3 separate regions of the Mus musculus genome follow, and regions 1 and 3 are each linked to region 2. A link is a loop called in an ENCODE intact Hi-C map of the cell type or tissue named here. Cell type or tissue: left cerebral cortex. All regions are shown on one strand.

Region 1 (8,000 bases), 66 kb after region 2:
CGAGGTTCAGAGCCAGACTGGTCCTCCTCATATATCAGGTCAGTGTAAGAGGCCACTGCCTATAAGAAGCATCATTATCTTCAGCATCGATAAGAAAGACACAAAGCTGCATGGTCAAGTATGACGTAATGGTAATGTGCCATCAACCGTAGGGGACATCCCAATCTCAAAGACATTAAAATCTTCTGGGCATCGTGGCTCGAGCCTTTAGTTCCAGCAGAGGCGGGCAGATCTCTGAGATCAAGGTCAGCTTGATCTACAGAGTGAGTTCCAGGACAGCCAGGGATACGTAGAGAAACCCTGTCTCGAAATACAACTACAGAAGGATGTTAAAATCCGACAAACGAGATTTGTCTTCCCACGTGAATACTAAGGTATTTGTGTAGGGGACCTGAGTCTCTAGCGGAACCTCTCTTTGCTTCACCCTCCATTAAAAAACTGGTAACAGTCGTGGGACCTACCTCCTAAAGCCTTTGTGATGAGACAGTGAGCTAGGTCACGGCAAACACCCCAAACATTCCGCACGCAGCACATAAGTGTCCACGCAACTGTTCACTACACACTAGTCAATTCCACAGACACTTGCTCCATTGAGGATAGAGGTTTTCCTGGTTGCTATTCTTTCTCTGGTGAGGAGAACCGGGCAGTAACACCTAAACATGGCAGAGCATGATTTCAGAGCAATAAGCACAGGGCGAATTGGAGGGTAGGAGTGGGTGGTGTAGATTGTCTTTTTGTGCGTTAGACTCTGGTGATCTCTTCAACTACACCCTGGCTTCCACTGAAAGGCACCAGACTGGCCTGGCGATTGTTCTCTTGTGGAAAGAGATTTGCATTGATGATGCACTTATGGGTTATTATTATTGCCAAATTTTGTGCTGCTCTAAGCATATCCTGGAAGCACCCCAGCCATAGGGGAATTCTGACCTCAGAGGCATGCTGGGAGTTGGGGGTGGGGTCAAGACAAACACCGCATGCTGTGCATAGCCAGATGGTTCTGCACAGCAAACTCTGTTATTTCATTCACAGAAAATCAGAAATAAGCTGAGTCCACCATGTTGGGCCCGAGGAATAAAAAAGTGAACAGCCCTGTCTTGATACGCAGCCCTGTCTTGGTGCCACCCAGTTTTTAAATAGACGAACAGAGGTACAACTGATTATTTCCAGAGCAATTGCTGGATGGATGTAGCCGGTTCAGAAACAACACAATAGGGCAAGGCTCTGGGTCCACATCTGCTTCCCAGTCTGTTGGAAACCTTTGAGTTTTGTTGTTGTGTTTAGCCCTCTACTATCCCTAACGTCCTCGTGAGGCTGTTGAAGAAATAAATATTGGGATGATGAGAATGTCATCTAGCTGGCACTCATTTAAAGGCACATGGTGCCTGTTTACAGCCAACCAAATCTGATCGAAGAAGCTGCAGGGGGGTTGGCACACTGGAGCTCTCCAGGCCCAGATACAGAGTTTGAAAAAACTCAGAACTGCAGTTTAAATACTACAGCTTCTCTCTCTCTCTCTCTCTCTCTCTCTCTCTCTCTCTCTCTCTCTCTCTCTCCTACTGTTACTTCTCATCCTTGTTCAGTATTAGATTTCTCATCTACAGAGTACCTTTCTAGCTCCAAGTCTCTGTAAATCAGTAACTTAGTAATCATTTAAATGTCATACAGTTTTCTGTCAGTCATCTGCACTGGGCTGAGTTGTGGTCACACTTGTTTAAACGCCTCTGTGAAGGCACTTTGTAGATACAGTTCATTGACTTTAAATTTAGACTCATTGACTTTAAATAAAGCAGTTTGTTTTTGCTGGTGATATTATTATTATTATTATTATTATTATTATTATTATTAATTTTCACCTAGTTAACTGAAGTCCTTTAGAGCAAAGACTAAGATTTCCTGGAAAGGAAGGAACTCTGTCTTAACACTTGAGAAACTCTGCTGGAGTTAAAAATCTAATTTGCTAGCTAACTCTTATCAATTTCAGACCGAAGTCAGAAATGCCAGCTCTAACTTGAGTGTGCAGCTTGCTGGCCTGCACTGAGTATTTGTCTGTCTGTCCTATAGCCACAAACAAAAAAACCCGACTCCCTCCCAAAAGCGGTTGCCTCATTTACGTAGTACGTGAGCATTCTGCCTGACTCTCTCAGCATCTGACCTGCTTTTCTAAACTTGCCTCACCCTCTCAGCTCAATTCAGCCTTGTGTTTTCTCATAGAGGACCATAGCTTAAACTTTCTTTTTGCCTCTGGATGCTATTTATTTTCCTAAATAAAACTTCCTCTGAGGTGCCTCTAACCTGAGATCCCATGGTTGACCCAGGGGGGCTTTGATGGGTCTGATGAGCTCCATCCAGGCATAGACAGCCACACACCCAGGGCTTCTGTGTTTTCCTACTTCATCTCTCAGAGCGTTCTTGCCCTACATACCTTAGCGAAGAAGCTACGTCCTTTACACGGCGTTCTCATGCTTTTACAAAGGGTTAAATCTCTTCTTCATGTCTCAGGGGACATTTAATTACAGGTGGATATGTTTGTTAATTAAAAGGGAGTGTGTATAATCTCCTTTTGCTTATTCAGAGGGCAATCTTTAAATGTAAGCATAGCCTCTTTCTTTCTCTCTCTTTCTCTCTCTGTCTCTGTCTCTCTCTCTGTCTCTGTCTCTCTCTCTTTCTGTCTCTCTCTCTGTGTCTCTCTCTCTGTCTGTCTCTCTCTCTGTCTCCTCTCTGTCTGTCTCTCTCTCTCTCCCTCCTCCCCCCACCCTTCTCTGTATGTGTACAGGGTAGGGGGGTGAAGTTATTTCACAGAAAATGTTTGCTAAGCTCTTAGAGAATCATGAAAGGACGCTGCCTGGCTAATGGCAGGAATTATTAGAAACATAGGCATTCCTACTCTTGGCTCTCCTCTAAAAGGCTCTTATCATGGACGAGTGTTTGCCTTTGTAAGGAGCATCTCAGAGGACGTCTGGAGCGCACAAGGACTTCAGTCGGTCGAAATCTAAAGGGTTCTCTCTACAGTCTCCCGGTCTGCGGTGTGTTTAAGCTATTTGGGTATTTTCCTCTCTCTTGTTCACTCTAGTGGAATCAGGCTGAGCCTCTGTTATATAACACCACCAGCTCCTGCAGTAATGAGCAGCTTCTAAGGAGGAGGCACCAGAGGGACAAAGCCACCTGGCCTCTGCCAGCCCTCCATACCCTGCCAGTACACCTGCAGCGAGCTCCCAGGCCTTGGCCTAAAAGAGGGGCTGCTTGTTAAGTTCCATTGCGTGAGATGACAGTGCCTTTCCAGGACAGGCTGGACTAAAAAAAAAATCTCTGCCTTTGTTTCTCTGGCCAAGTTTTATCCCGGGGACTTCGGGATCACCAAGCAGCTGCCTCGCTGAACCTGTGTCTCTTACTCTCGCCTCACCTGCTTTGGGAAACCTGATCAACTCAGACAGAGACGTGAAATATTTAGAGCTGGCTCTCAGCCATCCGTGTCTCAGAAAAGCTTGCAGGCAAGTGTCACGTGTTGGTTGCCTGTCTCTGTTGACTTGGCCATGGTTCATGTCAGACCCATTTCGGTATTAAATCAAGCTGGTTCCGTCTCTATGTCTTAATCATAAGAAGACTGTTTCTTACAGCGCCCGCTGTTGCTAGAGGGCGGGGTTTCACGTAGAGCCCTTTGTGACGAGACGGGAAACCCCAGTTTAAGTGGAGAAGGGCACATATTGGATCAACTAAATGAGAGGCTCGAGGCAGCTGGCTTCGGGTTCAAATGAGGTCAACAGGCTTCTCTTCAACTTTCTCGTTGCCTTCTGTGAGGTTGGCTTTCTTTTTAAGCGTCCAGCTGGTGGGCCCTAGGATGGTGCAGGACCGTAGCAGAAGCACCAGACTTTATAGGGAAGAGAAGATATGGTTGGCAGCTTTCTGTGAGGGCAACCTGTGATGAGTCAATTTTAAGGAAGAAAGGTTGCTTTTGGCTCATGGCTATAGTGGGTTCGACCCTTGGTATTTTGGCCGTCACGGGGGCCCGATGTAACACAAGTACATCCCGGTAGGGACTCATGATGGAAGAGCTGCCTACTTCACCCCTGCTAGGAAATGAAGGGGAAGGGAAGGCTCTCAATATCTCCTTCAAGCCTCCCAGTGTAGCTCCCTATACTAGGCTCTATTTCCTAAGAGTATCACTGCCTCCCAAGAGTACCAGAGACTGGTTCCTGTAATGCACAGGCCTTTGGAGGACTGTCAAGATACAAACTACAGCCAAGAGGTTGACAATTTTTGTTTTTCGTAAAGGTGCCAAATAGGAAATAGTTTAGGATTGGAGGATCATATGGCTTCTGTTGCAACTACTCAGTTCCACTGTATTAGCGTAAAAGCAGCCATAGATCATACGCAAATGAATGAGCATGGCTCTGTTTCAAGACACTTTTATTTACAAAAAACAGGCAGCGGGCCAGAAAGAGTCTGACCTCTGGAACTACAGAATTGTTGGTGGAAAAAGTGTGCTCAGCCAGGGACTAATATTTTTTTGGCTCCTCTCATAATTGGGAGAGATCACATGACTGAGTTAATGCCAGTGGGACACTAGTGGAAATAATGGGGACATTCTGGGGGCCAGAAGTTGTAGTCAGCAAATACAGTCCTTTATGTCCTCGTTACCTCCTGAAGGTGGGTATACAAGACGATGAACTTTCCCCAGGAAAGGTGTCACTGCGCAGACCGTGGAGTTGAGCTGCCAAGTGACCAAGAACACTTGCAGCACGGCGTTAGGCAACTGGCAAATAGATTTCCATTGTGTCTGAGTCATTGCACAACACAGATTAGGGTTGCTTATCTATCTTGAGTAATATAAAAGTGCGTGTATAAAAGGGAGTGAGAATATATACGATACTCCCCAAAGGGCGCTCAGGACTTGTACAATGGGAGAAGAAACAACTCAGAGTAGTGTGTTCAAAACAGAGTGCCTCAGCAAATTGCTACTCTGTAGCACCGAGTTACACATTGTTTCTCTCTGTATAAAATGGGGGGACTCAGGAGGAACACTTTGTCTTATCCAGTTAGACTTGGCTATACGAGTGAGCTATAGCTGAGAACATCTGAGCGGCTGTGATTGAAGCCACTTTCAGGCCAAGAAGCTGGTGTTTTCCGCCTTGATCGAAATCTTCTGCTGTTTGAATATCAAAAACGCTCTCGCTCTGGGCCCTAGGGGACAGTGCAGCCCCAGCATGCAGCCCCTGGGCTCTGCGTCATTACTTGGAGTATGATATGGGTATGGGTGTTTTTCCGGCATTTATATCGGTTTACCACTTGTATGTTTAGTGTCCTTGGAGGTCAGAGGAAGCACCCATTGGATCCCCTAGAACTGGAGGTATAGATGGTTGTGAGCCACCATGTGGGTGCTGGGAATTGAACTGGAGTTCTCTGGAAGAACGGCCAGTGCTCTTAACTGCGGAGCCATCTCTCCATCCATTACCCCATCTCCTTTTAAACCCCTCAAGTCCAACTTGTGCTACCCCGGAGCCCGGTGACATCCTACCGAAGGCTACACCCTTAAAGAATGCCGACTTCTCCTCTCCCAGTAGCCATGGATTTCTAAAAGCTCCTCGGAGCTTGCACAGGTCTTGTGCACCCTGTTGTAACGCAGTGAGTTATATGTGAAAGTACCCTGTTGTGTCTGGAAAGTGCTGTTATTTTGTAGCCACCCACCACCTCATAAACTCTTAGTTTTGAGCAATTGCCACATTTTGTATAGTTGTTGACATAGAGAGTCCACTTAACCACACTGCCAGCTGGTCTGTATTTCAGCCTCACTTTTCCTTGTTAGGTTTTATTGTTTGTTTGTTTGTTTGTTTGTTTGTTTGCTTTTCGAGACAGAGTTTCTCTATATAGCCCTGGCTGTCCTGGAACTCACTTTGTAGACCAGGCTGGCCTCGAATTCAGAAATCCTCCTGCCTCTGCCTCCTCAGTGCTGGGATTAAAGGCGTGTGCCACCACGCCCGGCTCCTTGTTAGGTTTAATATTTAAATCTCCAATCTAGGCTAGAGAGATGGTTCAGCAACTTACCAAATACTGCTCTTGCAAAGGACCTAGTTGTTCCAAGCACCCACATAGGCAGCTCAGGACAGCCTGGAACTCCTGCTCCAGGGGATCTAGCACCCTCTTCTGGCCTTCACAGACACTGCACTCAGATGCACAAACCTATACCCAGACCCACACCCGCACCTGTACCCACTCACATAGTTTTAAGAAATTGTGTTGATTTTTGGAACTGGAGAAGTATGGGATCTGCCTGCATGTGTGTGTGTGTGTGTGTGTGTGTGTGTGTGTGTGTGTGTGTGTGTGTGTGTATGTATGTATCCAATTTCCACAGCATCAACTGAAAATTTGAATGTGCAAATTTTCTAATGTATTTTTAGCACTTTGTTGAAAAGCAGCTGGCCCTAGATCTGTGCATTTACTTCTAGGCTGAGTTCTGTTGCGTTGGTCTAGGAGGGTCTGCTGAAGCTGTTAATTCAAAACCAACTATCTGTTTTTATGCACCCACATCCCACGGGGCTTATCTGTGCACAGTGAGGCTTATTGAAGTATTCCCTACAAAAGTCTATTTCTTTGTCTGAGTTGTTTTGGAAACCCAATATTTTCCACTTCCTTTACACTTCCAGCGACATTTTCTGTTCCCCCCAATAGTTTTCACTCATGCATAAAGACTGATATTCCACGTAGAGGACTTCCAGCCTTCACCTAAAGCAGTTCAGGTCGCTTTCTCCCTGTTTCAGGGGAAAATTAAAAAACTTGGAAGTTTTCCCTTTGTCTCAAGCAGAGTAATTTAACCCATTGCTGATGTCATGGGACATCACATTTTCTTCTGAAAAACTCTCTGAATAGATCATCAAGGTACTTTTCCATATAAAGAAAACTCCTTCCCTCACATGAATTCTGTTTTGGGCTGCTAATAGCATGGCTTTATAAAATATGTATTATGTAATATATACATATTTTTACAAGTACATAATCAAATGTGGCCATTTTAGACTTACAACACCAGCAGGGTTGTCAAATTCAGTTGTGTAAATTGTGTGCTATGTGACTCTAGAAGTCACGTTTACACTATAGATTATGCATCTGGAAATCTGTAAAGTTCCATAGTCCCCAACCTACATGGATGTGTGTTTTAGGTCTTTCTAGGCTTTCCCCACCATCTCACCAATTGTCTCTCGCTGGCCCAATTCCACATTCCTGGGGGAAAACATTTGGTCATCTGTTTGGGGTCAGTTGTCCACTCCTGTCCAATCAGATACGCTTGAGTTGGAAACATCTTATTACAGACACATGGATCCACACTCTGGCTTTCCTTGGGGAGCCCGTCGGGGAGAGGGAAGCAGAAAGTAGTTCTTGGGAGACTGAAGCACTTAGTTGCTGTTTAAGGTTTCTGCTCTGTGATCTCTGCAGAAGTCCACTATTCCCTAAATTCTCGAAGGAAGGTCTTGGTTCTAGACACCACCTATCCCTTACCTCCCCTTCTCTGTCGTCAGACATTGGTTAAGTGCCTTGAGTGTCTAATCATGAAGAAATGCAGGCTTGACTTCCAGGGCTCCCTCCCACATGCTCCCCTGTTTCCATAGAGATCACTTAAAACCTAGCTTAGGGACCGGCTTTCCACACCCATAGGTCTACCCTCCTCTTCTTTCTGCTCATAGCTTCTTTGGAATCCTGGGCTCATGGTCTCTGGCATTCTGTACCTGCTGTCTAGCCTTTTGTTGATGTGATTATTTTGGGTGTTCTCTGAATAGACGGAAGGAATCAGCCCTGATACCATTCCTTTCCCTTGCACCAGCCTGGCCTGGGTGGATATCTAAAACTCATTCTAATACCTTCCCCCTCCCCTTTCTCTCCAAACACGGTCTACCAGGCAAAACTATGGGGTTCCCAGTTTCAGAGAGACAGGAAAAGGAGTCTTATTTCTGAATTACTATGTGGAGGCAGGCATAACTGCCTGCCTGTTATGCAAATGGGAAACAGATTTC
Region 2 (8,000 bases):
AGAATCCCAAATAGACATACACATACAAACCCACATGCCCCTATAATTCACCATCTCTAAAAGTAATAATTACTAGGATCTTTCCTAGTCTAGAAAGATATATTTCAAGACTCGAGTAAAAGTCTGAAATCACTAGTATATGTATTCTATGGGTATTTTTGATAATATTTTATTTATAAATTAGGCATGACAGGAATACAACAACCAAGAAAACATGCAAGATTCTGTTATGAAGTTATTTAAAACTTAAGAATTGCTTATTTCTGGAATTTTCCATTTAATTTTTTTTCAGCTGTATTTGACCAGCAGCCACTAAAATTCTGAAAATAAGACTGCAAACAACCACAGATTATTCTATATGCATCTAGTAGGTAACAAACCTTCTCCTTGCACATCATAGTCAGAGTGTTCTAACGTGTACTTTCAGAGAAGATTTAACACAGGCAACCATTACAGTAAATCTGAACCTGTCTTGGCTTTCAGCCAAGGGAATTAAACCAACGACAAAACCCCAAAGATCTCCTAACAATTGCAGCTATAAATATTTGGCATGGACCCCAAGTTCAGAGGAGAGACATGAGATAAAGTAAGCATTAATTTTGAATCTCTGTTACCTGATTTGATCTGTGATTGTTCAGCAACTGTCAGATTGGACTTGAATAATTTCACATAAGCTTATGTTTAGAAGGAAAGACAGCACTGCTGACTAGACATGTTAAGTTTTCTTATTATTTTATTCTACACAGCTAAGTTTTCCAACTGAATGAACTAGCTAGAACTAAATATTAATTAAAACAAAAATGTTTAAGGTGAGAAACAGCTTAGCAACTTGTACATGTCTTTCAGACAGACCTCTTCCTTTACCTAGTGTATTTATTTTAGCATTTCTCCCAAACTCTACATTGCACTCAGTTATGAGAAAGGGGCATGTCAGCTATCTATAATAATTCTAAGCATAGCTTTGAGGAGCTTCTAATTTATAACATCTCTTTGCTATCATATAACTTGCTACCAACCAGAGTGCTGAAGCAAGTTATAAAAAGCACTGCACATCACTGAGCAAAAAATCACATTCATTACTGAAAAATATAATTGATAAAAAGATAAGCAAGAGTAAAGTATACAGTATTAGCTTCTCAGGCATCTTTAACCACTGACTACACATTATATTCTGAAAGTCATGTAAAATCTTTTCAGGGGTCATGCAATCACCCGTCACCTTCCAAAACTACCAAACACTTCCTAATATCCCATATGCAAAAGTGTTTCACTGTATTAACATCTCTTAACCAAGTATCTACAGAGCTCCTTAAATTATGTTTAGCATCCTAGATAGGTAATAAATTGCTGGGGAGTTTTCCTTTAAAGCAACTATTACCAACATGCTGACACTCCTGGGTCAATTTAATGAGGTGGGGGAACTGTAGAAAAGTGTCCGGCCACTACTCATAACTACAGTTAATCTGATCAATTTTAGGAAAAAAAAAAGTTACCCTGCAAGTTAAGTCCGACACAAAGGAGATTTAGCTATAACATCTTCCAGAAGTGCTCGAAAAGAAACAATTCTATCAATGAGTCAGCCTTGTACCTTAAATACACAGGTCATTCTACTGGTCAAGTAACTTCATTTTAAAAGGACATATTACACTGTACTCTTACTAGAAGTCTGCCAAAACCCAAATCAGTACATGTTCAGCACACTGAGGATGGAGTCCATTCTAAGAAAGGCAATCATTTCATACTGCTAACTCTAAAATTTCTATAATTTTATAAATCACTGTAAAGAACTCACACATGTTTATGTAGCTCATCCCAAGCCCCAGAGTCTTATCAATTCCTTCCTGAGCCTGGCTCCTAATCCTCACTCAAAGCCTCTTGGCTGAGCTAAATCCCACACCACTCTAGCAAAGTCAATTCCAAGAGCACATGTGCCAAGGATATTTAGTGGTTTTCCTTACACTCCCACTTTAAACGGGCATCTACTTGCAATTAAATCTCTGCAACAAAAAAAGTTCACCTGAGGCCATTCTTGTCATTTTAATAGAGGCCTGGTTTAATAGTGGCCTTGCCTCAGCTATTACATACCTCCAAAGAGGTTGGAAGTGCCCCAAACACCAGCAAACCAAATCTGCTGCCAACTGGGCTGTCACCCCGCAAGGAAGAATAAAGTATCAGGAATGCTTGAAAGGTTATAGTGTGTGTGTGTGTGTGTGTGTGTGTGTGTGTGTGTGTGCGCGCGCGCGCGCGTGCTCGTGCGCACTTTTAGTGTGTGTGTGCTGGGGAGGGTCACACTGATTAGATAAAGTGGTTGAACAATTTCAACTTGTGACTGAAGTTTCTTAAGCCACGAGGGGGTAAAAAAAAAAGAAGAAGAAAAAAGAAAACAACAAATCAACACGGTCTTCTTCCACCTTCTCCAAGCGCGGGAACCTCCCACCGTCCCCGCGAGCACCTTCGGGGTCAGCAAGGCTCCCCGCAGAACAGGATTTTGCAATCCCACGCCCTCGCTGGGGGAAGCCGGGGACGCCCGGGTGAGTCCCGGCCCACTCTGCGGCGCCGCACCCCGACTCCTCGCCCCCAGGTCTGCACTCCTCGGCCCCGTGGGGCTCGCGTTCCCGCCCCGAGCACGGTTCACCTGAGGCCGCGCGGCCAGCCAGTCCGAAGCCCCCTCGGCGTGGGAAGCGCGGCGGGACCCCGGGCCCTCCGCTCCCGCAGGATTACCTCGCAGCGCAGCCGGCTTTGTGCCCACTCCTTCGCCACCGCCGGGCTGCAGCGGCCGCCCGGTCCGCCGCAGCCGCCTCTTAACGTCGCTCGCTCGGTTCCCGAGGAGAGGGCCGGGAAGGGAGGGGGCGTGGAGACGCAGGACCTGGACGCCGAGCCCTCGGCAGCGGGAAGTGGCGACACCTGGTCGCCGACGCGTCTAGCTCTCGCTGCTTCAAAACATCATTTAAAGCCCTTTCCTCTCCCTCCAGCCCCTCGCCCGCACGACCGTTACCGGCGGGCGCCTCGCGCTCTGGCGGGACCAGCCGAACTCCCCACGAACGCCCTCTGGCCCGCCCCTTGGGCTCCGCCTCCACAGGGTCCAGGACTCCGCCCCCTACAGGCTTAGTCTCGCTTAGCACCCCGAAGGCCCCGCCCCACAGGCCTGAACGCCTTGGCCCCGCCTACCACAGGCCACGCCTCAGGGCTCTTGATTCCGCCCTCTACAGGCTTGACCCTTCTAGTACCCCAGCTTCAAGGCCCCGCCCCATGGCCCGAGAGCTCTAGCCCCGCCTCTTATAGGCCACGCCCCAGCAGCCTTCACTCCGCCCAGTACGGGCTGGGCCCTCGTAGCTCAAAAGCGTGCCCCTGGTTCCGCCCTTCGCCAGCCCAGCGTTTTTGCTCCGCTCCTAATAGGCCACGCCCCCAACAGGCTCTCGCAGGTCCAGGCCCCGCCTCTGCTGCCCCTTGAGATCTCTGGCCCCGCCCCTCGAGGCCCCCCTTCGAGCTGCAAGCTCCGTATCCGTGCAGCTGCGGCAGTGGGGGCCTACGTGCTCCGCAGGCGGAGGGCCTGTTGCAGGGCGCCTGCCTGGCGCCTCTGCAAGGTCTTCCTCCCTCAGTGCAGCTCCGATCCGCTGCCGGAGAAGGAAACGACCCCGAGAGAAACCCGATTGAGAGTGGGAGGGTGACGCCACGGAAACATCTACCTCCCCAGTCCTAACGTGCTTCCCCCACCCAGTGAATCTCAGCTGAGCCGTAGCTTTCAGATTGAGCTTCTGTGGCCCACTGAGGCCGCTGGGTTTTTGGGGGGAGAGGCCACAATAGTTGGACTTCAGCTCGGCTCCCACAGGAGGGGGCCTCGATTTTCTCTTCAGCATATTTGCGTTTGGGGGAGCCTCCCGCCTTCACTCACTCCCACAGAGGGACGGGGCAAGGGCCTTTATATTCATTTGGACCAGCCCAAACTCTGCACTCCTACTTTGGCTAATTGCCTCTTAAACCTTCTGAGAGCTGACCTCTTGGGAGATGAAAAGTCTAGGCTCCGCCAGCAGCCTTCAAAATCTGTCTAAAGCCAGGCAAACTTTGCAACACTCATTTGCAGAGTCGGGGATCCCTCCACAGGTGACACTGGGCTGCCCACCCCCGCCTCCCAGACGGGTTTCTCACCCCAACCTATTCTCGAAATAGACCTCCAGGCACACGCTCGCTGCTCTCCTCTGCCACCCACGACTTGCACACCACTCCGGCACACATGCCCTCTCCACTGCACGAATTCACCCTCAAGCACACTCCTCCCAACACCATTCTAGTGATTCATGGTCCCTGGGGTTAACCCCACCCTAACACACACAGCAAACTTCATTTCCCCACCCTTATCTCCCGTCCTTTCCAAGGCACTGGCGACAGGCCACTTCATTTCCTTCCTCATCTGCAGGCTCTCTTCCCCCTCAAATACTTCGCGCCAGCCTCCTCATCTTCATCCCCTTTCCCAAAAAAAAATGTGCTAATTAAAATGTAGTTTCCTCTTCCCACATACGAAGTGTGGCAAATGAATAGCGTTCTTGGCAAACGCTGCAATTCATTTATCCTCCTTTTCTCTCTCCACTGGACTAAAGCTATAGAAATTTTAGTCTGCCACTATCACCCATTTGCTTTTTTTCTAAAAAGGAGAGAGAGACCATGTCTTCTTATTTTTAAACACTCAACATTCGTGGGGGAAGTCTTGCTAAGCTTTAAGGAGAAAAAACGGCATCTAGGAAGCGCTCAACCCATCATTTTATTTGCCATTTAAAAATATCTGCAGTGTTTGAGAGCGAGATTGGGAGTGGCTGTGTTTTCTGCATTTAAAAAGAAAAAGAAAAATGCTCTGCATGCATTAGGTTAGCCTTTTTTACGCATAGCAAGAGAGGAAAAAAAAGTACTGTAGCATCACATATCATATAATAGTCTCTCCACTACCCAGAACGTGTGTGTGCCAGACAGAACTGTAGACCCCAACCCACCTCCAAAGGACTGCAGATTCACATAACGTTTTAAGCATGGCTGATGGGGAGTGCATTTTGCCACCATTGCCTTTCCCACGCGTTATGAACAAAATGGGAAAGAGATGTGCTTACCTGCAGGCGATCCGAAGCTGCTTTGCCAGCAGGGGAGCCGACGTGTGTCCGTCTTCCCCGGCTTAGGTGTGGATTCTGCAGTGCTGCACGGGAACCCACTGCAGCCGCGGAGCAGCGGCGGCGGCTGCTGCTTCTCCCAATGCTGAGTTGTAAAGTGTGTGACTTAGAGACTCCACGGTTGCCGTGAGGCGCTGGCTTAGAAGAGAGGAGGCAGAATCTCTCTTAAAGGAATGGGTTTGGTTTTTCCTCTCCACTGTTGCTTCATCAGATGTAAAGGGCGGGGGGGTGGGGGGGGTGGGAGGGGAGAGGAAGATCAGGAAATTTTTTTTTAGACTGAGCAAAACAGTACAGCTGTGGGAGGTCAAGGTTAAAATTAACTGGGTGAAGGGAGCGACTCAATGAGAAATGCTAGAAGCACTAATTTTAAAGAGCCCTCTCTCTACTCCTAATATTGGGGTTAATTGCCAAAATAAAGCGGTGTGCCTTGAAACGGATCAGCCACGTGTGCTAATCTTTCATTTCTAACCACTGTACTAAATAACCATAGAAAGAGAGACTATTCAGTATTTACTACAAGTACGAAAGGATTAATTACATAAACCTCATGTGAGTGCTAACACCTAAAATATAGCTGAAACTTCTAATACATGTTTATATTTACATTTATATATTTACACATATATTTATATTGTATATTATATCTATAATTATATATTATTAATTATATATACATAATCTGTGAGGTATTTGTAGTTTTTTTTTTGTTTTTTTTTGTTTTTTTTTGAGACAGGATCTTACCATGTAGCCTTGGCTGGCCTAGAAATGGCTATGTAGAGCAGGCTGTCTTCGAACTCACAGAAATCTGCCTGACTCTGCTTCCCAATTTCTATGAGTACAGGTGTGCACCACTATACCCAGTTCTAATATATTTTTTGATACTAGCACTTAGTATCAGAGAATATATTATTGATAGATTTCAATGTTGACGTCTATGTTATAAAATCTATTATATCCAGAATAAAATATATCTAAATTAATTTTAGAAAATTATAACCGAGTATACTGGTCTATGGAGTGAAATTTTGCAAATTAGAGAAATTAGGAAATCCAAGTGGTTTTGTTTATTTTAAATACTTCTAAATCTACTATTTAGATTATTAGAATGTGCCCTGCCCATCAGAAGCCCACACTATAGCCTCAAATTTTATTTTTAATATTCTATCATTTAAGCATTGATTATCAATTACCCTTCTCATTATATTGAGTGTGAGGCATGGTCGCCAAATAAGAACAGATAAAAACAGAAAATATTCTGCCACTGTTTTTCTTCCCATGGCTTTAGCTAATGACCTGCATGGTATTGAATAAGTAGCTAACAACATTTGGCCCTTAGGTCTCAGTGTTGTAAAATGTGGGATTTGGGCTGAAATTTCTACGGAAGAGAATGCTAAAAGAGCCATTCCCAATCCCGAATAAAGATGGCTTTGTGACACAACTGTCTTTTTGTTGTCTAAGTGCACTGAGTCCCACTTTAAATTACCTTTCCTTAAAGTGTGAGTTGGCCAAAGCTCTCAAGCTGGGAAGGAGGCTGCTGGTAGAGTGCTTGAGTAGCAGGTACAACATCCTGGGCTTGATCCCCAGGCCTGGGGGGATGGGTAGTAAGTTTCCATTCTCAATGTGATTGGGGTTGATTTGCTATCCTGAAATTATTTTTTGCTAGTTACATAGTTATTTTGTAAAGTGAACAGGCAAGCTCACCTAAATTAGAATTGTATGCCCACCTGTGATCAATTTTTCTGAAGCACAGCCCTTCTGTTACAGGACCTGGGTGATGGAACACTGTCATGCATGTTGTGTTACGGCTGGTCGTTCTTTGTGTTTCTGTGTGATCTGAATCAGGATGAATGAAATCGAGTGAAGGAGCACTGACTTTAGGTGCGCATGCTCCCACCGAACGCTCTGCTCAGCCCTGAGTCTTGCTAGATTGTCCTCCTGCCTCAGCATCCAGGGGAGCTGGACGTACGTCATAGGAGACTACCACTTCACCCTGCTGACATGCTAACTGTACCTGGCTTTTATTTAAAAGCTGGAGCATCATCCGGTGAGTTAGAACAGACTGTAGAGCTCACCTGTGGAGCTTTCAGAGGTGGGAAGCATGGAAATCCAGTGTGGGCAGAGCTGGAGTTAATGATGAATGCCCGTTCTTCACATGAAGCAAGGTAAGTAAGTAACACGCTGGAAATTGGACACTTTTCATTCGTTCACTTTGGGGGCTTAACACCATTGTCTGTGTGCACCTAGGATACCCTAAAGAAATATACCAACTAGTACTTAAAACATAGTATCTACACAAATTCTGCCTTCCAGGTTTAAACATGTTTGTACCAGAAAGAGAAAGAAATTGTCAAGAGGGATGTTTAAAAATAAAACAATAAAAAATCCAACAACGGGTAAAAACCACAACCTCCCATTAGCAAACTCATGTTTATCTTATAGAATCTTCCAGGTGTTGTTATCTCCTTGGGAACACTGGTGCCTTTGTTTTGGTCTGCATCCTGCCACAAGGAAAAGATTTTTTTTTTTTTTTTTTTTTTGGAGCCATGGAAATGAAAACATTATAAGCATTATATAAATGTACTTCTGGCCTTTAGCGATGCTGAAGGCTTTGGGTAGACGACTAGCATATTTTCTCTAGGCTTGAACCAGTATTCCTGGTGGAGAATCTGGCCCCAATCTAAGCCCAGCCCCCTATGTTTCAAGGAAGCATTAGTGTTGTAATATACTTTATGTTAGATGACACCACGACTTTGGCACTCTGTGTACCTAGCAAGAGAGTTTCTGTCACATTGATACAACAACAACATTCTTCTTACCAGGACAGAACTGAAGGAAATTTATTTTTCC
Region 3 (8,000 bases), 100 kb before region 2:
AAGAACTGGACGCGGGATTGTTAGGTTAGTCACACCCCCTAGTGGCCACAAAGAAAACTGCTTTGTAAAATGTCAGTCCGGCCAAGATCATTTGCATACAAGCTTAGTATCTGAGTTTAAAAAATAGTTAAGCTAAGCTACACGCAGATGAGAACACGGGTAATGGTCTGGGCTGCTTTTGGAAAGCAGGCTTTTGGTCTGAAATACTGTTTTTCACCACTGAGCTATTTACAAGCTGAGAAAACAAGTCATTATGCCCAAGACTATCAACCTCATCTCTCAAGTCCTTTGTTTTTGTAATAGGTGATCATAGTAAAGCTCTGATCAACTACACACTCCAGTTATTATTACGTCTTCCTCTTGCACTCATTTTCTAGGACAAAGTAGAAAAAAAATCAAAATAAATTATTCATGTGAGGGACCTGGTTGAAAACCTCTGAGGGTGTGGTTCTCTCAGAGCTGGGGCCTCACAGGGCTGGGGCCTCACAGAGCTGGGGCCTAAGCTCCTAAGCCTCCATGCCTCCACCTCCTAGTGCTGAGACTACAGGTGTCTCTAGGGTGCATTCTTTTAAGTAGGAAAAACCAGGACACAAATGATATTCATGTTATGATGGCTGATATACAGGGAATACAAATGTCAGGAACTAGAGGGGAATGAAAAAAAAATCAAACCTTAACGGAGAGAGACGTGTGAGCTCTCTCTCTTCTGCTCTTTCCCTACACTGTTGTCTGTGGGATTTAGTGTCTGATCTTAGTACACAACTTATATCTTCCATTCCATCAGCATCCTTAGGCCACCATACCTAACTAAGACAAAAGAGTTATACACACACAACGCATGCATATACATGTAACTCATGATGCATATAGGAATATAAAAGTATTTTAAGACACAGTTTACTATTGTAGCCTTGGCTGTTCTGGAACTCACAGAGTTCCACCTGCCTCTGCTTCCAGGGTACTGGGATTAAAGACATGTGCCACTAAGCCCACATATATATATGAACTTTTAACTAAATTGAAAACAAGCTTATCAAGACTCCTTAGCTCAGAGGACAATTTTATCACTTCACTGTTCCACATTAAAGTTTGGCAGATCACAAAGTCTAACCTAGGAAACCACTCCTGAATGGAAACCCCATTATACCAAATGCATATATTTAAAATACCGTTTATTGTGATTTAACATTAATTAGCATAACATCTAAGAGCAATATCAGATAACTTTTATACATTTTCCACAGGACACTGAGTTCACTGGCTCATTCATTATGTCAAAGCAAGTAAAGAGAAGCGTTAGCGAAAGGTGCAATAGTTTACTGTTGTGTTTAAAAAATATTTATGCACATTGCATTCATTTAGATATATATATTCTTTAAAAGTTATGGAAAAGGAGAGTTCACAGGTAACTGTGTCTCCACACGTTGTAGCACAACACAGATGATGTAGGACATAAAACAATCCTCAGATGCACAATTCAGCAACTCAAAGTTTCCACTACGAGATTAACAGGCTCCAGTAGTTAGTGAGGTCTAAGAGGACCAGCATCAATCACAGGGTCAGACAGAGCCAGCCCAGAGAGCACTGCGGCCAACGTCACGTCACGTTTGCGTGCCAAGTCACCCGCAGGGCGCTTTACTTCCACTCGTGGAGTATTGGGGTCATCCATTTACATTGATCTGCGACATTACTTGGGGAAATGGAGAAAACTATATTAAATCTAGGCTTAAATTTGTATTTACAGTAGAAAGGAAGTTAAAAGAAAATTTAAGTTTATAAAAATCAAGATTAAGTTTGCAAAAATCAAGACGTGGTAGTTTTCTCGCTGGTGGGATTAGACCTGCTGATTTATTCTAGTGCCGTCTTCTAAAAGGATGTACACTTTAACTCTTTTAAAATTCAAATGTCAACCAAGACATTGATTTTGGCAGGAAACAGGATTTTAGAAACTTGGGCCTTATTTTCAGCAAGTCGATCTCCATGTTCTTTCTTCTGTGGACACAGGACTCAGTCCTGTCCTGTCTCTTACTCTTCCCTTCCCCTCAGCCTCTTCATCCATCAGCAATACTAAGAGAAAAATACATTATATGGTTCAAATACGACTCGAGGCCTTGATATGCCCTTGGGTGCCACGCCCCTGGACTCCTGGATGGCACTCGGGCAGGCTTTACCCCTGACTGATTGGCTAACATGCACATGACACCTTATACTGAAGGTATACAAACGTTTTAACATACAAAAATTGTTTTTTTGCAAGAGTTAAACTAAATAACTCATATTATGTGTACAAAATCCCCTCTATGAAAAATAAGGGGTTTTCTAAACTAATAAAAAAGGAAGTTCTTCAAAAATTATAGTTTATTAAAATGACTTTTTGGCAAACAGTTACTTCAGGTAGGGGAATTTCATACTATGAGTAAAAACCCAGACAAATCTTTTCTTAAAACATTTTTTAAAAAATGATGTGCCAATGTATACTAATGCTCTAGAGTCTTGTAGAAGCTTTTAAAACATCCCATTAATGCCCATGGAAACAGTGGGGACCCAAAGATACAGTCAATAACCACGATGATAAACTCAAGGTCTGATTAGTGACAAGTAAGCATTGTCTCGTGCTCACTGGCAGCTCCTTCCCAGCACATGTGCTGCAGAGGCCTAGGCACCAGGCAGCAGCTGCTAAGGAGCAACAGTAACAACGCTCTGCCAGGGACGGCAGAGTCGGCCAAGCCAGCCACTGCTGAAAAGCTCGGCCGTTTTCGGACATATAAAAAGAGATGAATTTGAAAGTTTTCAATAATATTTTTCTTTTAGTAAAACCTCTTTCCAGTTTTTTAAAGTCCAGTTTGCTACATACTCCCAATCTGATCTACCACAGTATATTAACGATTAACTAAAATATGGTATTTAAGTGTGCAATGCCACAATGTAATATACAAATTACAAAAGGACTACTTAGGCCTCAACTTTCTCCTTTTTTTTGTTCTTTTTGAGAAAAGAAGGCGTGCGGAATTTCTTCTTTTTCTTGGAGGGCGACTTTGAAGGTGAGCCATCAGGCGACAGGACCTCTTCAGTTCTTTCTGGGGACTTAATGGTGATCTCGATGTTCTCTATGGTCGTGCTTGTGGTCAGCCTACTGACTCGCTGAGCAAGCTCGTCTTCGACATCATGCATCTCGTCCTTGCCGTTCATGATCATGACAGGCGCGTCCATGGAGGTGAAGCTCTTGGAAAACAGCTCGTGGTTTTCTACGAAAGGAGAGGTTGGGGGTGGGGGTGGGGGGGGGGGAGATTATTTACTCAGTCAACGTTTCTGTTTCATTTGCAAACCTGAGAAGTTTTAGCAATGTCTTGAGCCATGCATTGCTTTAATTTTAATGAGGATGGATTATTATTTTAATAACATGTATCTATTAGCATGAAGCTAATTTTCTTCAATGATACAAAGGGGAGAAGGCAAGTGTTAAACAGGGTCACAAACTGTACTGGTGGTCCGCCTTTCCATGGCAAATCAAGTCATTATAAGCTAGGATGACGACAGATATGTTTTTCTTTAATTTGAGGGTCATTTGACATTTAAAACTGTACAGAACTTCATGCTACTTATTAGAAGGTACACGAGGGCAAGTCATTTTTAATTCCACAAATTCATAAAACTATAGGTTGACCCAAGCCAGGCGAGTGAATTCACAGCGAGTGAATGTAAATTGCAGTGAGTCAGATTTGCCCCATCCCTATGTGTGGGGCACTGACAGAGGGACTGTGAGCAAGTGTCCGATCCCGTCCACGGGACAAACGACAGGGCTTACGAGGGGGCGGCTGTGGGAGTCACAGTGAGTACCTTCTAATCTCTCAGGGACACTCTGCGGTGACTGAGTTTGAGACTGAATTTGTGAAACAGATGCAGCGTCGTCTGAGAGTGACCCCTGCTCAGCGTCTGTTGAACAAGATGCTCAGTTAAAAGCCATGCAAACAAAACAAGGAAGCTTACGGTTTCAGAGAGGTTAGTGCGTACATCCAGTGCCTGCTTGCAAGCTCGTCAGCTGAGAACTGAGCATGCTTACCGCCATCCCACATGTCAGCCACTAGGATTCTGAGGAGGTTGATGTGTTAAACTTCTGGCCATGAACAGTAACTTGCACACTGAGTTAAAAAAAGCATGGGTATTGGCAGCCCAGACAGAGACTGAATGCGTTTAGCCTTTGCTAGTATAGGAAACCAAAATACAGCCAGATGAAAAAACTGACTGACGAAGCCTCAGCAGCCTTGCTACAGGAACGAGGCAGAGGTTCCACTGAGTCCTAGCAATTTCCGGTTAGTGATTCCGGTTAGAGCAGTATTAGTGAGCTTATGCACAGACGTAAAAGGAACTATTTACAAAGTGTATGCGAAAGGTGACATCCAGAGTATGGTATTTGTTACCTGGCATTGTCAGGCTTTCAAAAGTAAGAGATTGAATAAGGACATTTTATAAAGTATGAAAGATGTTTTCTTCCATCTTATGTTAGAACAAACAAGGTAAATATGCCACTTAGAACTATTTTCTGTAAGTGCATTAATGAGTAGGGTAACTTGATTTTGTGCTAAAGACACAAAAATAAAAAGACACTAATAAAAGTGGTATCTTGGATGGCCCAGCTGTCATTAGCCTTTAGCTCTCAGGTAATTCCGTGGTATCTAACACAGACACAGTAATTCTTTCATTACTGACCGTTTCCCTTGGGTAGAAATGCTAGCTGTAGCTAAATGCGGATGCGCCAACGCAGAGGCTCCTACTGGATCAGGGACTTCTAATCGTCTCCCTTGAATCCTTCTTGCCCAGACAGTTTTACACACAGTTCACTGTGTTTCAGGTGGCTTAACACCTCAGCCCCAGTGCCCCGCTAAGGCCAATCCTTAATTCTGGAGCAAACTAGAGCTAGGACTCAAGTCCTAATGCCTCTTCCTAACAATCTATGATTATGATTATGATTATTGTTATTTATTATTATTATTATTGACAAGATCTCCCACTTAGCCTAGGCTACTCTTCAAAAAATCCTCCTGGCTCAGCCTGGGGTGCCGGGATCACAGGCATATGCCTCCACAGTTGGTTCTCCATCATCAGCTCTTGATTCCCCTACTTATAAACTTACAGAGACTTGCAAAGTCAGAAAACCTCCACTGCATTAGAGCACCCATGTGTCAGGAAAGTCACTTCAAATTCCCAGCAGTTTACATTAAATGTTGATTTAAAATGTTGTTTTGAAATGACTATACTGGCAACTTGAGACACCAGAACAAAGATTTCATAAAGCATTAATTAAAACCATGTATTGGAGAATCCATGACTAAAAATCCACATACTATGCATGTTCAAAGCAAGACCTGTATTTCTTGTGTCTGGAAATTCTCTATTCCTACGGCCTTGGTGTATACACTGTATGATAGCACAGCCCATGCGCTGATGACATTCCGAGACGAACAGGTTCCTCTGTCTGGACTGCAGAGTGGTTCTCTATGGAAAGGTCTAGAGCAGAGGAGCTAAGAGAGCCCAGAAGCCCTGCCTTCTGTCCTGCAGCTCGGGTGCTCTCTGCAGTCAGTACGCTGAGCCCAGACCCAGCCTCAGCATGAACTAACCGTCCAGGCCTTGCTGCTTTCTCTCGATTGTCTTCGTATACTCTTCCAGTTCTCCTTCCAGGAGGTGGCTGAATGGGTTAGGAGGAGCTGGTGGGCCCTGATCGTCATCGTCAAACTGCATGGTCTTACAGAGGAAAACCCAACACGTTAGACTCATTACCAAGGACTCTACAGATCTTTACTTACTTGCTGCCTACATACACACACGCACATGCACACGCGTGCACACACGCACACGTAGGCACAAGCATACACACAAAATAAACGTTTGTGATTACCCAACTTCATAGCAACTGTAAGAAATGAGAACGCAACATGCTTTTTAACTTACAGATTATAAACAGAGCTACCATATGACCCAAGTATACAGCTCCTGGCTATAGCTATCTGAAGCAGTCCAAATCAATATATAACGGAGTTCCATGGAGAAAGATGAGTGGCGAAAAAAATGTACAAATACACAAGTGAGCATTACTCAGCCACAAAGAAGAGCAAAATCAGCCTATGGCGGGAAGACGGTCCAGCTGGAGCTCCCTGGTCAGTGAAAATGGCAGCCCAGCAAGGATACCTGTCAGCAGCTTTCTGTTCTCTGGGACGTCTAGAGAGTGAGAGCATCACGGAAACAGGAAGGGGCTGGGGCGGGGACTGGGTGTGTGTGTGTAAATATGACTGCATGTGTGGAAAAGTTCCAGGGAGCCATGGTATTGTACTCATGGTATGAAATTTCCTCACCTGAAATAAGTTTTGCCAAAAAAGTCACTGTAATCAGCTATAATTTTTAAAAAGTACTATGGGTTTCAACATTCCTTATTTTGAAGGACTTCCTCCAGGGCCTGCGGTGGCCTGCAGTGAAGCAAGGAGGTCTGGTCAGGTTGTCCAGGATTACTTGGGGTCCTCTGTACTTCCAAGTGAATTTGGTTTTTTTTTTTTTTCATTTTGTTTAATTTTTTTTTAAAGATTTACTTTATGTATGTGACACTGTCACTGTCTTCAGACACATCAGAAGAGGGTGTCAGATCCCATTACAGATGGTTGTGAGCCATCATGTGGTTGCTGGGATTTGAACTCAGGACCATTAGAAAGGCAGTCAGTGCTCCTAATAGCTGGTCCTTCTCTCCAGCCCACTTCCCAGTATGTTTTTCACAGCAGTGTCAGGCAGAACTCCAAGTCCTAATTAAGGTCTTTGATACATTTTGCATTGATTTCTGTGCAGGGTGCAAAGTAGGGCCCTAGTTTTATCCCTCTACAAGTGGCTAAGCAGTTCCCAGCCTTTTCTTGATAGGTATCTTTGGTACTTTGTCATAAGTCCCATGGATATTGGTGTGTGGCTTATTCTGGGCTCTCTATTGCACTGACTGATTTACAGGGAGGGCTTTGGCCAGCTTTTGTTATGATGGCTCTGCAGTGTAATTTGGAGTAAGGTATTGTAATACTTCTAACCCTCCCTCCCTTCCTTTTTTCCTCCCCTGCTCCCCCCCCCCCCCCCGGTTGTGTGTGTGTGTGTGTGTCTACACTGAATCTGTAGTTTGCTTTCAGTAATATAGCAGCTACCTTCTGAAGCTGGATACTGTAATTTCTTCTTCTCCTATATCCTTTACTTCTTCTTTTGCTCACTGCTCACGAATGTCTTATCCCTGTCTTCAGTTTTTGCCCACTCAGTACAGTGTTAGTTATAGGTCTCCTATGCACTGTCTTTATTATATTGCGGTAAGGAATGCCTATTCCTAAGTTTTTCAGAATTTTTGTTTGTTTGTTGGTTTTAGAGACAGGATTTTCAGTGCTGACCTGGCTGTTGCTTTGTTGGGAGACTGCTTCCTCTTTGGCCTTGACTCTTGTTAGTGAGCTGTTGAGTTACTTCTTAGCCCAATTTTGATAAGCCATGCATATGTAAAAATTTATTAATTTATTCTAGATTTTCTTTCTCTCTTTCTTTCTTTCTTTTTCTTCCTTCCTTTCTTCCTTCCTTCCTTCCTTCCTTTTTTTTTTTTCTTTTTCAAGACAGGGGTTCTCTGTGTAGCCCTGGCTGTCCTGGAACTCACTCTGTAGACCAGGCTGGCCTTGAACTCAGAAATCCGCCTGCCTCTGCCTCCTGAGTGCTGGGACTAAAGGCGTGTGCCACCAGTGCCCAGCTAGATTTTCTAACTTATTAGAATATAAATTTTCAGAGTACTCCCCAGTGATTTTCTGAGTTCCAGTGCCATACCTCTCAGCTCTAACTGTATTACTCAGGTCTCCTTTCTTGTCTGTTTAGAGTGGCCTACGTGTTGTCAGTCTCTATGGATCTAGCTGTCTGTGCATATATATAGTCTCCACTCTGACCTTTACTCTCTTCTCTTCTCAACTCAGCTGGAGTTGGCTTATTATTCTCAGGTAAATCACTAAGGT

Evidence for each region. Peaks named below come from ENCODE experiments on the same cell type or tissue, not always from the same donor. Only the 100,000 strongest peaks of a DNase experiment are listed, where the experiment ranks them.
Region 1: a loop joins it to region 2, with 2.9 times the contacts of the local background. A loop is called at or near these places in 6 of 42 quality-filtered maps.
Region 3: a loop joins it to region 2, with 2.2 times the contacts of the local background. A loop is called at or near these places in 3 of 42 quality-filtered maps.

What each region holds. Positions count from the first base shown.
Region 1 is chr19:53,071,846-53,079,845 of GRCm38, reverse strand. All of the region lies in intron 1 of Gm30234 (a long non-coding RNA gene), which reads left to right. 1700054A03Rik (RIKEN cDNA 1700054A03 gene) reads right to left here and starts at 3,594. Exons shown (of 3, transcript NR_045320.1): 1 at 3,401-3,594; 2 at 462-653. In left cerebral cortex, a CTCF peak has its summit at 6,142 (motif pointing left); DNase peaks (open chromatin) are centred at 3,495, 6,089, 7,633, 7,995 and 1 more place; H3K4me3 peaks cover 432 bases; H3K27ac peaks cover 1,042 bases.
Region 2 is chr19:53,137,811-53,145,810 of GRCm38, reverse strand. It overlaps Add3 (adducin 3 (gamma)), which reads right to left and starts at 3,055. Exons shown (of 15, transcript NM_001277100.1): 1 at 2,722-3,055. Gm9618 (a long non-coding RNA gene) reads left to right here and starts at 5,972. Exons shown (of 4, transcript XR_386782.2): 1 at 5,972-5,994; 2 at 6,918-7,315. In left cerebral cortex, CTCF peaks have their summits at 3,120 (motif pointing left), 3,894 and 4,096; DNase peaks (open chromatin) are centred at 3,274, 4,187, 4,394, 5,159 and 2 more places; H3K4me3 peaks cover 4,129 bases; H3K27ac peaks cover 3,240 bases.
Region 3 is chr19:53,240,243-53,248,242 of GRCm38, reverse strand. Add3 (adducin 3 (gamma)) reads right to left here. Exons shown (of 15, transcript NM_001277100.1): 13 at 5,616-5,739; 14 at 3,838-3,933; 15 at 917-3,245. The coding sequence ends at 2,953. Among named protein-coding and RNA genes, the nearest start is that of 1700001K23Rik, 11 kb to the left of the region's middle. In left cerebral cortex, CTCF peaks have their summits at 49 (motif pointing left) and 4,118; DNase peaks (open chromatin) are centred at 30 and 4,103.